Linked DNA regions of Homo sapiens: region 1 is linked to region 2. A link is a loop called in an ENCODE intact Hi-C map of the cell type or tissue named here. Cell type or tissue: PC-3. All regions are shown on one strand. Links, peaks and the distances in the headings refer to the core of each region. The heading gives the core; the rest is flanking DNA. Region 1 overlaps LOC105373893 (a long non-coding RNA gene). Region 2 has its middle 600 kb from the start of MIR4268.

Region 1 (7,123 bases), core at 754-5,753, 310 kb after region 2:
TACAAAAAATTCCATGGAAAAATTCTCATTGACTTGGTGTGAGTCTCAAATCCATCCCTGGGCTGATCACTACAACCAAGGGGATGGGGCACTAAGATTAATCTGGTCCCCACCACATGACCACTTCTATGTGCTATGCTTAATGCAGTTGTCTACACCATCAAAATCCAATAAAATAGTGTGATATGGTTTGGCTGTGTCCCCACCCAAATCTCATCTTGAATCATAGCTCCCATAATCCCCATGTATCATGGGAGGGACCCAGTGGGAGGTAATTGGATCATGGGGTGGGTTTTTCCTGTGCTGTTCTCATGATAGTGATAAGTGTCATGATATCTGATGGTTTTATAAAGAACAGCTCCCCTGCACATGCTCTCTTGCCTGCCACCATGTAAGACATGCCTTTGCTCCTCCTTCACCTTCCACCATGATTGTGAGGCCTCCCCAGCCAGGTGTAACTGTGACTCAATTAAACCTTTTTTTCTTTATAAATTACACAATCTTGGTATTTCTTCACTGCAGTATGAAAAGGGACTAATACCTGATGGAAGGGAATCTTCTCCACCCACACACGCCTATTCAAAGAAGAAGTAATACTATCAGAATAAGGGTTGCATGAAGAAATTCAGAGAAAACCTATACATATATATATAATCTACAAATCACAGTCAAAACAGTTCATCCTGGCTTTCCAATTCATGCTTCCCAATGGAAAATCAAGGAGTAAAAAACTAATGCACGTGCCTTGACCTGCCCTGCATTTTATAAGATTTATTTTCTTCATTCTCCAATAAAGAAAATCCAAGATACAATCTAACCAGGCTTCTGTTGAAAACTGAGAGTCGCTAAATTTTTATAAATCTATGTGACTTAAATTATTCCTTAGTCTACAACTCTATGTAAATGCCATTTGTGGATGCATAGGGAAAACTAACTCCGAATTTACCAATTAAGAAGCATATTTTTCTTAGAAAATGCAGGTGAGTCCTTATAATTAGGGGAGTATTATTATTCCCTAATACATTAAATCAAACCAAGCCAGCAGCAAAGCTGGGAGGTTAGGAGGACAGAGGAGTGAGAAAGCAGTTTGCTTTCTCTGATGGCATTCTTCAAAGTTGCCCTTTAAAACACTTTTAAAACTAATAAATTAGTTGAAAGACTACAATGAAAATAAAAGAGTTGAAGCAAAGCCCTAACATGCAGAAAGAAAGTAATCAAAAGGTAGCACCAAACTTACATGCTGCTTTTCCAGGGAACTAAAAGCTCAAGGCCCTTGTCCCAGGCCTGGCCTCAGGCCTCACCTCCTGCCTTTATCAGAAGATGTTTATTCCCCTGAACTAAGCTATTTGTGCCAGAAAAGTGAAATGAAGCATTAAGATCATTATTTAGATACTGAAGGCAGAACACACACCGAAAAGAAAATCAAGGAAAATTCCTGTTCACTTGAATTAACTGAGATGAGCATTTATTTTTCGTTTAAGTTGACCCTGTAATTTTTGCTACTTCTTTCCTCATGAAATATGTGGAGATAACACCTCAAGGGCTAGTCCGTTTACAGCAAGAAAGAACTCAGCACGGCTGAGATGCCCTATGTCATTCACCCATGCAGGTCATACAATTGATTCTCTTGCGGAGACCGGCCATATGGATTGATTTAACAGCATTTCACCACTGCCTAAAGACAGGCTTTAGTTATCCTGTATAAATTACTTAACTCTCCACCACAAAAAGGAAAAAAATGTTTTCTTGCACAGCAGTTGCAATTAATGTTCAACATGTTTATGGAGTTTAATAATATACAGCCCAGCACCAAGCTCCGTATGCAACACCATTATCCTGAGAGAGAGACTTAGGTGGTGTCATCAGCATACAAGACACGGATGATTGATTCATCAATAACTGGGCCTGGCCTTATTACAGCAAACAAATTAGACACCATGGAATATATTGCCATATAGACAGGACTTCCTTCTCTTCAAATATGTCATAATTGATAATGGTGACCTTTCAGCAACACTGAAAAACAGTTTGCAATTAACAGGCTTTCTCTTCTTTTAGTGTCTGCACCCGTAAGTGGGTATTCAGAGCTTGGCCCGGCTTGGTGGAGTGGAAGAAGGCCTAGACAACAGTTTCCCAGGGAAGAGTTTGCTAGGAAGGTCAGTCACTTCTTTATCTTTCTCATATTTCATTCTGAATTAATGCAAAAAGGAGAGCAGTGAGTCAGCCAACAAATATTTATGAAGTCACCTCTGTGTGCCTGGGACTGTTCTAGGCACCAAGGACAGAGCAGAAAACAAGAGAGAAGGACACCTCCCCCCACAGGAGTGCAGAATGACAATTATATAAATCCGTTCTCACATTGCTATAAAGAACTACCTGAGACTGGGTAATTTATGAAGAAAAGAGGCTTAATCGACTCACAGTTCCACAGGCTTTACAGGAAGTATTGCTGTAAGCCCTCAGAAAACTTATAGTCATGGCAGAAGGATGAAGGGGAAGCAAGCACGTCTTCACATGTCAGCAGGAGAAAGACAGAGTGAAGAGGGGAGTGCTACACACTTTTAAACCATCAGATTTTGTGAGAATTCACTCACTATCATGAGAACAGCAAGGGCGAAATCCACCCCCATGATCCAATCACCTCCCACCAAGGTCCCTGCCCCTAACATTGGGAATTACAATTCAACAAGAGATTTGGGTGGGGACACAGAGCCAAACCATATCAGCAATAAACATGTAAAAAAAATACAAATAAAAATATTAAGTTCTGATAAGTGGTATGCTGAAGATAAAATAAAGCACCTTGAATCCATGTATTTTTAAATGTCATGTAGGGATTTTAACAATAAGAAATATTTTATGTGCTCAGCATCCCCATGATTAAATAATCATCAATGTAAACAAGATTCTATTACTTTTATACTTTCTCTTCGCCAAACTTTAAAAATATAAGCAGCAATTCTGAATACAGATGTGTATTGTTCATGATTCAATAATTTTAAACATTTTCAATGTTTTAAAACAATTATTGTGGCATTTGTATAGCCAAGATTAGACAAAAATAGATGGATACCCCAATGCTTAAGAAATTATTTTATATTTTTTAAAAGCTTGCTATGCTAGTCATAATGTTCAAAAAATTGTGCTAAGCCACATTAGAATCACAAGAATAATGTACTACATTTGTGTAAGTTGAACCATTCATGGAACATGAGGTCTGTGTAACATTTTTTCCCTATAAAATTTTTTATCTCTTGCAGTATGATGTAGGTTATGTCTATACAAAGAAGTTGAAATTCATATTTAAGGCAATTGTCCAAATAATAGAACTCCATAAAAACGAATCTTTTAAGCTGAAATACTGTCACAGGATCCTTGGGAGTGTCACTTTTCCACCTCAAAACCTCTGTGACAGGTGGTGCCTTTGCATGCGTTTTGCTCAGGCCCACTGGGCTTGTTCTGCCCACTCAGTCCAGCAGGCTGTGCTCAGCTCCTGCTACCGGCCCAGATCCCACATCTGCCATGGGCAAGCCAGGTGTAGAGTAGTGAAGGATGTGTGAGTGAGCACAGGGTCTGGACTTGGGTATCTCTACCCTCTTGGGGGCCCCAGGAAGCCCCCTGCCCCCACAAGCTTGAAAGTGCCTGATTCCACTCTCCGGCCTCTCCCTGCTCCTGGTGCCCTCTCTGGAGAGGATCAAAGATGTGGCCGAGCTTGGCCCAGCTTGGTGGAGTGGAAGAAGGCCTAGACAACAGTTTCCCAGGGAAGTGTTTGCTAGGAAGGTCAGTCACTTCTTTATCTTTCTCATATTTCATTCTGAATTAATGCAAACAGGAAAGCAGTGAGTCAGCCAACAAATATTTATGAAACCACCTAGTGCCAGGCATTCTGGCTGTGGCAGGGTGGTCAGCTCCAGGTGCTGGCATAGGCGCCAGATCTTTGTGAGGCTGTGGTTGGATCATGTATACTGCAAGTGGCTTCCACTGCAGGCACCAGGGAACATGGTGGCACCCAGAAGCCTGGAGACACCAGAAGCCATAGATCCCCAAAGAGGGTGTCATAGCCCCAGCTCAGGGAGCTCCTAGGTCTGGGGCTGCAGCTCTTCTTTCCCTCTCTCTTCGAGACTTCTCATCACCTGCAACATGGTGAGCAAGGGGCATGTTTCAGCCCTGTTTGCATTACAGCTCTTTCAGTCCCACCATTCAGCAGATCCTGAGTTCTTGTCCCTCATCCAGGAAGAATGAGGTATGCAGACAACTGGAGGGTGAGCAAGGCAGAGAAGAGCTTCATTGAGCAACAGAACAGCATTCAGGAGACCAGAAGTGGGTAGCTCCTTTCCACAGGCAGGTCATCCCAATGAGTGTCCAGTTCTCAGCAGAGAGGACACCCACAGTGGGTAGCTCCTTTCCACAGGCAAGTTGTCCCAAAGAGTCGAGGAGACCCAAAGTGGGTAGCTCCTGCCTGCGGCTGATAGTGCCCACGTCTGTTCCAGTCTGGCTAAGTCTGGGGTTTTTATGGACTCAGAAGGCAGGAAGTGCATGCTGATTGGTCCATGGGTGGGCCCAAAAATAGCACCGTAAGTTTTCACTTCCAGCCGCAGACTTCAACCAGAACTGGCAGCGCAGCCCCCAGGCTTATGGTGGGGTTTCACCAGGGACTCACCCCTTTCCACGCAGGAAACTCTCTGCCTCCTGCCATCAACATTCCATCCATAGCGCCCAGGCTGTTCTTGCCGACAGGTACCTACAGACATGCCCTGAGCCACTCTCAGTCCCCATTTGGGCTCCCTCCTGTGCTTGTCAGTGCCCAAAGTCTGGAGGGTACCAAGGCACCAGGGGGCTGAGGTGTCAGCACCACCCTGAGCACATGCACACCCAGCTGGATTGCAATAGCACCCAGGCTCGGCCACATCTTTGCTCCTCTCCAGAGAGGGCACCAGGAGCAGGGAGAGGCCAGGGAGCGGGATCAGGCACTTTCAAGCCTGTGGGGGCAAGGGGCTTCCTGGGGCCCCCAAGAGGGTAGAGATACCCAAGTCCAGAGCCATTGCTGGGTGACTGCATCTGTGCCCGGGAGCATGGGGCTCTCACCCCATCAACTCGGTTGAGGGTGGGGCTCCCACCTGTTCCCAGCTCCTGCCAGCTCCATGGAGTGCACGGCCCTGGCTGCGCCTCCCCCACTGCAGTTGGCATCCCTGCAGTGGCTGCTCCAGGCAGGGTACTGCCACTATCAATACCTAAATAATTGAGATAAGTCCTTCTCACATAAAGTCTCTACAATCTTCCTTCAATGTTTTGCCCTAATTTGTAGACATCACATGGCCCATTTATACATGGAGAATCTTCTAACCATGCCTTGCAGTTCTCAGCCTCTAAGTGACGATGGTAAACTTGGACAGTTGGGTTGGTTATGAAACTTGTCTCTGTCATAGGTGATTTCTCTGTTCTTTGTCCCACAACAATGCCAGTTCTCACACCTGTGAATCCTAATGTCCTTCTCGTGTGGGGAATGAGAAGATATGTGCACTTGTAGTGGCTAATATTCCTGGGTGCGTTCGTGATATTCACGGAGATGTGATCTGCAAGTCCCCATCATCTTATCTGGATGTCACAGACAAAAACACTGTCATGAATACCTGCACTAAGTAAATACTGATTGAAGGAAGAAATGATTACACATGCCACTTTAGGTAGCTTTCCTTCCTATCTCTCTTATTTTCAGAATGAGGGGACCCCAATGAGTCCACCTGTTTGCCCTCAGACCCTTCACCACCCTTCCACTGCTCAGTTCTACATCACAGGGAACTGCTTGCCACAGGCTGCATTAGTCAGCCTAGCTGACTTCCAGGCTGGTTTCCACCAATAGGAGCAATGAGCAGGAGAATGTACAGCAGACAGCAGGGAGAACCATGGCATTTCTCTATCCGTCTCTCTTGCTTGGGCATCATCTTTCACAGTGGAGGTTCCAGCTGTCTGCAGTTAGACCCTCCTTGGTTCCAGCTTCCACTAAGCAGCCTCAGCCCTGTAGCTCTGGCAACTCTACCTCCTCCCAAGGTTGGTTGAATTTCCTGCTGTTGCTTCTTCCTGATTTGCCTCATTGTTCCATGTTTGGCTTCTCATCTCTTCCATTATTTGTGCAATTAAAGTCTTGGTATTAAATTCCTCTATTTTCAATATTGAGTGGTTTCTGCTTTTTCTTTTGGTTGTACACTAATTGATATGAAGGGTTTGCAGTAATTCAGTTTATTTTTTCTTGAGCATTTACCATATGCCAAGCATCATGTTATCCACTGGTGAGATGCATAAGACATCATATCTACTTCTGAGGTGGTCTGAATCTAGTAAAGAGATCATTTCAAGATGAGTTCTTGAAACCATGACAAAAAGACCATGGCTAGGGGCTCTATAAACACTGAGACTAGCCCATTAGCTGAATCTGGTGGTCATGGAAGGCTTCTAAGGGAAGACTATGGTTGAGCTGAACTTTTTGGGCTGAGAGTTAACCAGAAGAAAGGATACTGGAAGGGCTTTTCAAATAGAGGAAGCAGCATGAGTAACTGCACCAAAGTATCAAATTGAATGCCTTGTGTTTCCTGGGTTGGTGTCCAGGTGGGGAATGATGGGGCAGACAAAGGCAGGAAACAGGGCAGTACTACTAGACCACAGAGCATGAGGCCAGAGGAGAAGAAAGGGGGTCAGGAATATAAGCGGGTAATGGGCTTGAACTCTCTTCAGTGTGCAATTAGGAGTAAATAATGATTTTTTTAAATTATACTTTAAGTTCTGAGATACATGTACAGAATGTGCAGGTTTGTTACATAGGTATACACGTTCCACGATGGTTTGCTGCACCCATCAACCTGTCATCTACATTAGGTATTTCCCCTAATGCTGTCCCTCCCCTAGCCCTGCAGCCCCCAACAGGCCCCAGTGTGTGATATTCCCCTCCCTCTGTCCATGTGATCTCATTGTTCAACTCCCACTTATGAGTGAGAACACGCAGTGTTTGGTTTTCTGTTCCTGTGTTAGTTTGCTGAGAATGATGGCTTCCAGCTTCATCCATGTCCCTGCAAAGGACATGAACTCATCCTTTTTTATGGCTGCATAGTGTTCCATGGTGTATATGTGC
Region 2 (7,123 bases), core at 784-5,783:
TCCCTCATCACAAATAGGATGAAATATGCAACCTTGCCAGTCTTGGAGGTATGCTGAGCAAATCTCTACGTGTGTTGTGCCAAAGGCAAGTTTTTGATCCAGCATTTTCTTCAGTATAGGAGAGAAGCCTCAGGGAAGAAAGTGTGTTATTTGTTTGTTGACTTGGGGGAAACTGGGAGTTTGGGAGGCCTGGTTTCTAATTCTAGATCTGCCACTCACTAGACAGCCAGAGACCCTGCATAAACCATTTAACTTCTCAGTGTGTCTGGGAAATAAAAGAAGCAAATTAGATGTTTTCTGATGTCCCTTACAGTTATGGACGTCTCTGATTCCAGTTATTATCTCTTCTAGCTAGCTAATTTATTGACAGTGAGATAAAAAATATAAAGAGGAAAAAATTCTTCCCTTCTAAATCAAGGAACAAATTCTGCAAAAAACTAAAATGAAGGTTTCTTCTAAACATAAGAGATCTGGGTTGCACTTTGATGGGAAAAGAAGCAGCATTTACTGAGATTCTGATAATATGCCACACTTTATATGCATGTTATTTAATTTGATCCCCCAATAACTCTACAAAGGACAGATGAGGAGACCCAAAAGTGCTATGTCACATGCCCATGGTGACACAGCCCACAGTGGGAGAAAAATGACACAGCCTATGAGGCTGTCCACCCAAATGAGCAAAATAGCCATGAAACAGAAGACTGATTCAATCAAAATTAGAGGAGGCATGGACAGCCACATTTGTAGCATGATTTGAGCAGCGTCCAGAGCCTTCCTTTGCTCTAAATACCCCTTAAGCTGTCAGAATGTTGCCCGGATTCCTTCCACTAAACTCCTTCCTTTGAGTTAATGAAGCCACCATCTCCAGAAAGCCCTGATTAAAATACAAATGTGTTACCTGGGAGGAATAAATTCATTAAGCCATTAGTAAAAATTAACAGTCTTTATAAAATTAACAGGCTGAATTTATCTGATTAGCCAGCTGTCATTCAGGAGAAAACAGATACCAAGGGGAGAACACCAAGTCAAAATTTCGCCTTCAAAGAAGAGATAGAGAAAGTCTGACACTGTGGCCATGGTTGCAAGGGGTCTGGCCATGCGTGTGCCCCAGTTAGGGTTCCTTGGCAGCTAGACAGCCACAGGGAGGGCAGGAACAGATGGAGAGTGAAGATGAGAACAAAGTCGAAGAAGGGACTCCAGTGGGGGAAATGCAGGAAGAGGGGAGCACCAAAACACATTTAATCGCTTGACTGTTTGCTAAAGACTACAGGTAGCTCTCAGGATTCAGGACTTCTACATACATCATTATAGTTATAGAATTTAAAAAATAATTTAGTTCAGTGACTTTCAGATTGGAAAACCGAAAACCACTCCCACATTCAAACCTTCAAAATAGAGGAGGCCTACTTTTATCTGTGTTCTCTACTGGGCTTCTGTGTAATATATTGTTTGGAGAAAGGATTCAGTTGCTAAGAAAGAAAAATATAGAGAAGTAAGAAAGGAAGGAAGGAAGGAAGGAAGGGAGGGAGGGAGGGAGGGAGGGAGGGAGGGAGGGGAGGGAAGGAAAGGAAGGGCTGGAGGGACGGAGGGAGGGAAAAAGGAAAAAAAATGGAAGAGGGAGAGGAGAAAACAGAAGTTTAGAAACTAGTGATCTAATCCAGGAATTGGCAAATCTTTTTTAGTAAAGGGCTGGACAGTAAATATTTTAGGATTTACAGCCATTAGTCTCTGTGGCAGTTTTGTGTAAATGAATGGCTATGGCTGTAAATAAAATTTATAAAACCAGGCAGTGGCTGACCCCTGATTCTAGACCAAGGACCTATCACCTTACAGCTAAAGGCAATGGCGCCCAAAATAGTTAACTGCACAAAGCTACTGAGTGGTTCTGTTAGATGGATACTCAGATCTTCTCCAGTGTATTTTTTTTCCTACAGAATCTCAATATAGACCTATTTGAACTTAAAATATTAGTTATACCTTGAAAAGAAGGTGCTCACAGATACTTGGAGATACAGGTCTGAGTTCAGGCTTTCACTCAAGAGTAAGGTCTATTTAGGTTAAAATTGTGGTCACTACCTAGAGGCAACAGTAGAAATTGTGGGCTTGGACAAAGTCACTGAGGAAGAGCAGGAAGCAAGCATGTGTTGAGGCATGCAGGGAATGCCAGGTTTGCAGTGTCTTCACAGAAAAGGAAGCCAGTTTACACACACACACACAGAGACACACACCTGCACACACACACACGCCTGCACACACAGAGAAAAATGATACGAGAATCTGGACAAGTCATAGCCCTGAGGTACTTCTTACATTCTTATGGTGGGAGTTGACATGAACTGTCTGTTTTATTTAGAAAACGAGCTGGTATGAACTCAGCAGCAGGGCTGGGGCTCCCACCAGGCCCCTGGCTGTGAGCTCCATCAACAATGTGAAGCCTTTCCCCATTCTATCACTTTTTATTTTATTAACTTATTGTTGAAGCCAGAATTCATATTTTTCACATCAAAGCTTGGTACAAAATGTCTCAAAATATCCTTCTAAATATCCGAGAATTACCACTTGGTTTTAGGTTACTTAATCTTCTCTCCATTCCAATGTCAAATAAGGAGATGAAGAGAGATTATTCATATTCAGTGATTTTCTAGAAAAGGATAGAATAGTGGATAAACGCAACTGAGGTGTGGCCATATGGTAAAAATATTCATGACCTAGTGAGTTCACATAATACAAATATACTTGTATTCACAATGTAATAAGTACCCTGCTTTTCTAGATGAAAGAATTATGTATTAGTTTTTGGAATTTTGTTAACATGATAATAATAACAACAGTAATGTTAGTAAAGGCTAACTAAGTGCAGATCTTGAGTCGGGTACCTCACATATGTGACCCCATTCAGCTTGCAGAATAGTGTTAGCACCAGCTGGAATGAAGAAGCTGAAGGTGAGCTGTATAAGAAACTTGCCCAAATTCATGTGGTTACAAAGCGGCTGGGCCAAGCAAGATTTGAACCAGTTACATTTCATTTTTGTAGCTGTTGTGTGAAAAATGATCGAAAAGTTCTACAAACAATTTTACCTGAAGCATATATTTCTTTTTATATATTGTCCTATATTAACCACCCTGATATTAAAAGAAGAGACCACATTTTAAAATTTATTTTTATCATTATCTCAGATTTGAATAGCTAGCTCTAACTTTAAAATCCATCCTCTCAATACTTTTAATTCAGTTTTTGCTCTTTCTATCAATATATATCTCTCCTCCTCTCCTTCTCTCCCTTGCTGTCTCCCTGCCTCTCTCTCCCTCTCTTGCTCTGTCTCTCCCTCTCACACACACACATGCAACCACACAAACACACTGTCTCTTTCTGTCTCTTTTACCTTCATTATCTCTTTGTCCTCGTGTGTATGAGTGTGTGGTGTGTCCCATAAAATAATCTTCACCTAGACAAATGCTGTAGCCTGCCCACTGATGATCTCAGCCCCACTCATTTCCTTGTTTACTCTGCAACCAGAATGATGTTTTCACAATGCTTCAAGGACTTCCCTTTGCTTTGAGCTTGGCTTTAACACAGCTTCCAGCCCTGCCCCTTCCTCCCTCCTTACACTCCTGGCCTCCCCTTTCCCCGACTGCCCCTTCTCTCTGTCCTCCAGTGACAGAGACCCACTTTCATTCCTCAAAGGACTCTCAGTCTCTTTGTCCACAAGGCCTTTTAAATGTGTTGTCCCTCACAGGGGAAGCTGTTCACACCTGCACTCTGACCCACCTGCTCTGTCCCATCCCAAACCTATTCACTCTTCAGATCTCCATCAAAACAGGCACCCTAGGGGCTGCACTCCCTCATTTCCAGGCTAGGGCATTCATCCCCATGATGCATCTCATAGCAAACAATAGCACTTCCATAATTAGAAATTACATATGGATTGGCTTGATTATTTGTTTCTGAGCCTCCCAGGAGACTTAAATTTCTACAAAGGCAAAGACCATGTTTGTTTTCCCTAATCTTGCATTTTATACGGGGTCTGACATAAAATAGGCAAAAACCATTTGTTAATTAAATAATTACAACTTAATTAAACTGCACCTCTACATTTTCAATACCACTGTTGAAACTTTCTTCCCCAAATTCTGAGCTAGTTATAAAATACATTTTAAATTGTATCCTCACGTCTTAATATCAGGGTGGTTAACATATTAAAATGAACAATTAGAAAGACAATGAAAAATGCCAGGTAAAATTGCCTTATGTGCTTCGATATCTTTTTTTTGTAGAAAAACAGCGAAAAGATGAAATTTAGCTGCTTGACATATTCCCAAGCTACTAGAGAAAAATATATATTGCCCAAGAGAATCAACTTTTTTTTCCTTGCATAGCCACTGGATGTTTCCTGGGAGAATTCAAACTACTGTGCACAAAAGCACTTTTTCATGGTGCATAGCCTCCCAGGTATACAGAAATTCACAAAGCAAAAGTCAGAGATCCATTAGAGAAACCGAGAGGAGAACTTCACCAACAAACAGCCTCAGGGCCTTGGCCCCATCATTCCCATTCCATCCTGTGTCCCTTGATATGGTTTGGCTATATCCCCACCCAAATCTCATCTTGAATTGTAGCTCCCATAATTCCCACATATTGTGGGAGGGACCCGATGGGAGATAACTGAATCATGGAAGCGGTTCCCTGCCTGCCCCCCCACATCCTGTTATTGTGATAGTGAATAGGTCTCACAAGATCTGATGGTTTTATAAGGTAATCCCTTTCACTTGGCTCTCATTCTCTCTCTTGTCTGCTGCCATATAAGATGTGCCTTTTGCCTTCTGCCATGATTGTGAGACCTCCCCAGCTATGTGCAACTGTGAGTTCATTAAACCTCTTTTTCTTTATAAATTACCCAGTCTCAGGTATGTCTTTACCAGCAGCACAAGAATGGACTAATACAGCCCTAGAATTAGGCTGGTCTAGAGTTTGGTTTTAAATATCTGCACCCACTGGAACTTTCTGCAGAGATCACTGGATGGAATTACTACTCAGCATGGCCCAAACTTGCAGCTTGACTTTACAAGTTTACACATCATGTCCCCATATGATTAATTTTAGTAACTGCCTTTTCTAAACACCTACACCTGAATTAAAATGCTAACGAGAAGGCACACTCAAATCATTCCCCAATGAACAGATGGGCCCCAGTGTTTCCAGCTATGGACTGTATGAAGCAACAGATTGTGCATCTTTTCACAAATCCTCAAATTAGAATTTTTATGGCATCACGAATTCAAAGATGAAGTCTGTTTTCCTGCAAAGGAGATTTTGTGCTGACCTGATGCCAGCCTCTAAGCCTCTTCCTCTGGCAGGGCACGTTGCAAATAAAAAGTGCTTTACCATGTATTCAATTAGCTATCGCTCACAACCATTCTGGCAGTTAAGATAACTGTTATTTATGTTTTATGATTCAGTTAACTTGCTCAAAACGTACTCTGAACAATTTCTTGGTGTCTGATTTCAGACCAGTTCAACTGGGCTAGACCCATCTGCAGCAATGTATTCTACATCGTCTTAGGAACACACCTGACTATCACGGTATTAACAGTGGGCTAGGCACCTGAATGCCCCTTGGCATTTGCAAGATATGCATGCAGAGGACTTCTGCTGCGACCTCCTGCTAATCCAATCAATTAGTAAGCAGGAGATGGAAGTCTGACGGCACTCATGCAGGTGTACCTGCTCTGGCAAAGGAGGAATCACATCCAACCCAGCAGAGAATGGGAAACTTGCTTAAAGGGCTGGAAACTTCAGTTTCAGGGAGTAACCTCTCTCTCATGGCATCACTCAAACACCCTTCTGCAGGCTTCTTAAGAGGCAACTGGAGAATCTAGAATACTCACCAATATATAAAATGTGCTATATTTATTCACTGGAATGGTATTCAGAAGTTAAAATCAAATAATTAAGTTGACATAAATCAACATGGATAAATTTCAAAAATAAATTGTTGAGTAAAATACAACTTGCAGACAACATACACAGTATGATGCGATTTGTGTACCAAAAAGCACATATGCACTTCATAGTAGAAAACCTTTCATTTTCTATGCACAGGCATACCTCAGCGATTTTGAAAATTTGGTTCCAGACCACCGCAATAAAGTAAATATCATAATAAAGTGAGTCATATAAAGTTTTTGGTTTCCCAGTGTGTATAAAAGTTATGGTTAAGCTATACTGGAGTCTATTAAGTATGCAATAGCATTATGTCTTAATAATGTATACACCTTAATTAAAGAATATTTTGTGGCTAAAAAATGCTAACAATCATCTGAGCCTTAAGGGGAACATAATGTTTTTGCTGTTGGAGGGTCTTGCCTTGATATTGATGGCTGCTGACTGATCAGAATGGTGGTTGGGTTGCTGAAGGCTGGGATGTCTGTGGCATTTTCTTATAATAAAATAAGACAACAGTGGAGTATGTCACATTTGTTGAGTCTTCCTTTCACAAAGATTTCTCTGTAGCATGTGATGCTGTCTGATAGCATTGAACCCACCATAGAACTTCTTTGGAAATGAGTCAATCCTCTCAAACCCTGCTGCTGCTTTATCCAATAAGTTTATGTAATATTCTAAAGTGTGTTGTCATTTCACCAGTGTTCACAGCATCTTCACCAGGAGTAGATTCCATCTCAATAAACCACTTCCTTTGCTCATCCATAAGAAACAACTTCTCCTCCATTAAAGTTTTATTATGAGATTGCAGCGATTCAGTTACCTCCTCTGGGTCCACTTCTAACTCTAGTTCTCTTCCTACTTCCACCACATTGGCTATGACTTCAAAGTCATCCACGAGGGTTGGGATAACTTCTTCCAAACTCCTGTTAATGTTGATATTTTCACTTCCTCTAATGAATCATAAATGTTCTTAATAGTATCTAGAATGATGAATCCTTTCCTGAAGTTTTTCAGCTTATGTTGCCCAGTTCCACTAGAGGAATCACTATATTTCATGGCAGCTATAGCCTCATGAAATGTATTTCTTAAATAATAAGATAAGACTTGAAAGTCAAAATTACTCCTTGACCCGTGGACTGTGGAATGGATGTTGTGTTAGCAGGCATGAAAACCTCA

The links. Peaks named below come from ENCODE experiments on the same cell type or tissue, not always from the same donor. Only the 100,000 strongest peaks of a DNase experiment are listed, where the experiment ranks them.
Region 1: it touches region 2 in a loop (3.0-fold over the local background); 1 of 110 quality-filtered maps calls a loop at or near these places.

The regions. Positions count from the first base shown.
Region 1 is chr2:220,189,950-220,197,072 of GRCh38, reverse strand. All of the region lies in intron 2 of LOC105373893 (a long non-coding RNA gene), which reads right to left. Among named protein-coding and RNA genes, the nearest start is that of MIR4268, 290 kb to the right of the region's middle. In PC-3, for the core only: a CTCF peak has its summit at 3,486; a DNase peak (open chromatin) is centred at 3,852; H3K27ac peaks cover 2,533 bases.
Region 2 is chr2:220,501,740-220,508,862 of GRCh38, reverse strand. No RefSeq gene overlaps it. Among named protein-coding and RNA genes, the nearest start is that of MIR4268, 600 kb to the right of the region's middle. In PC-3, for the core only: no CTCF peak of the experiment used is centred there; a DNase peak (open chromatin) is centred at 3,502; H3K27ac peaks cover 2,115 bases.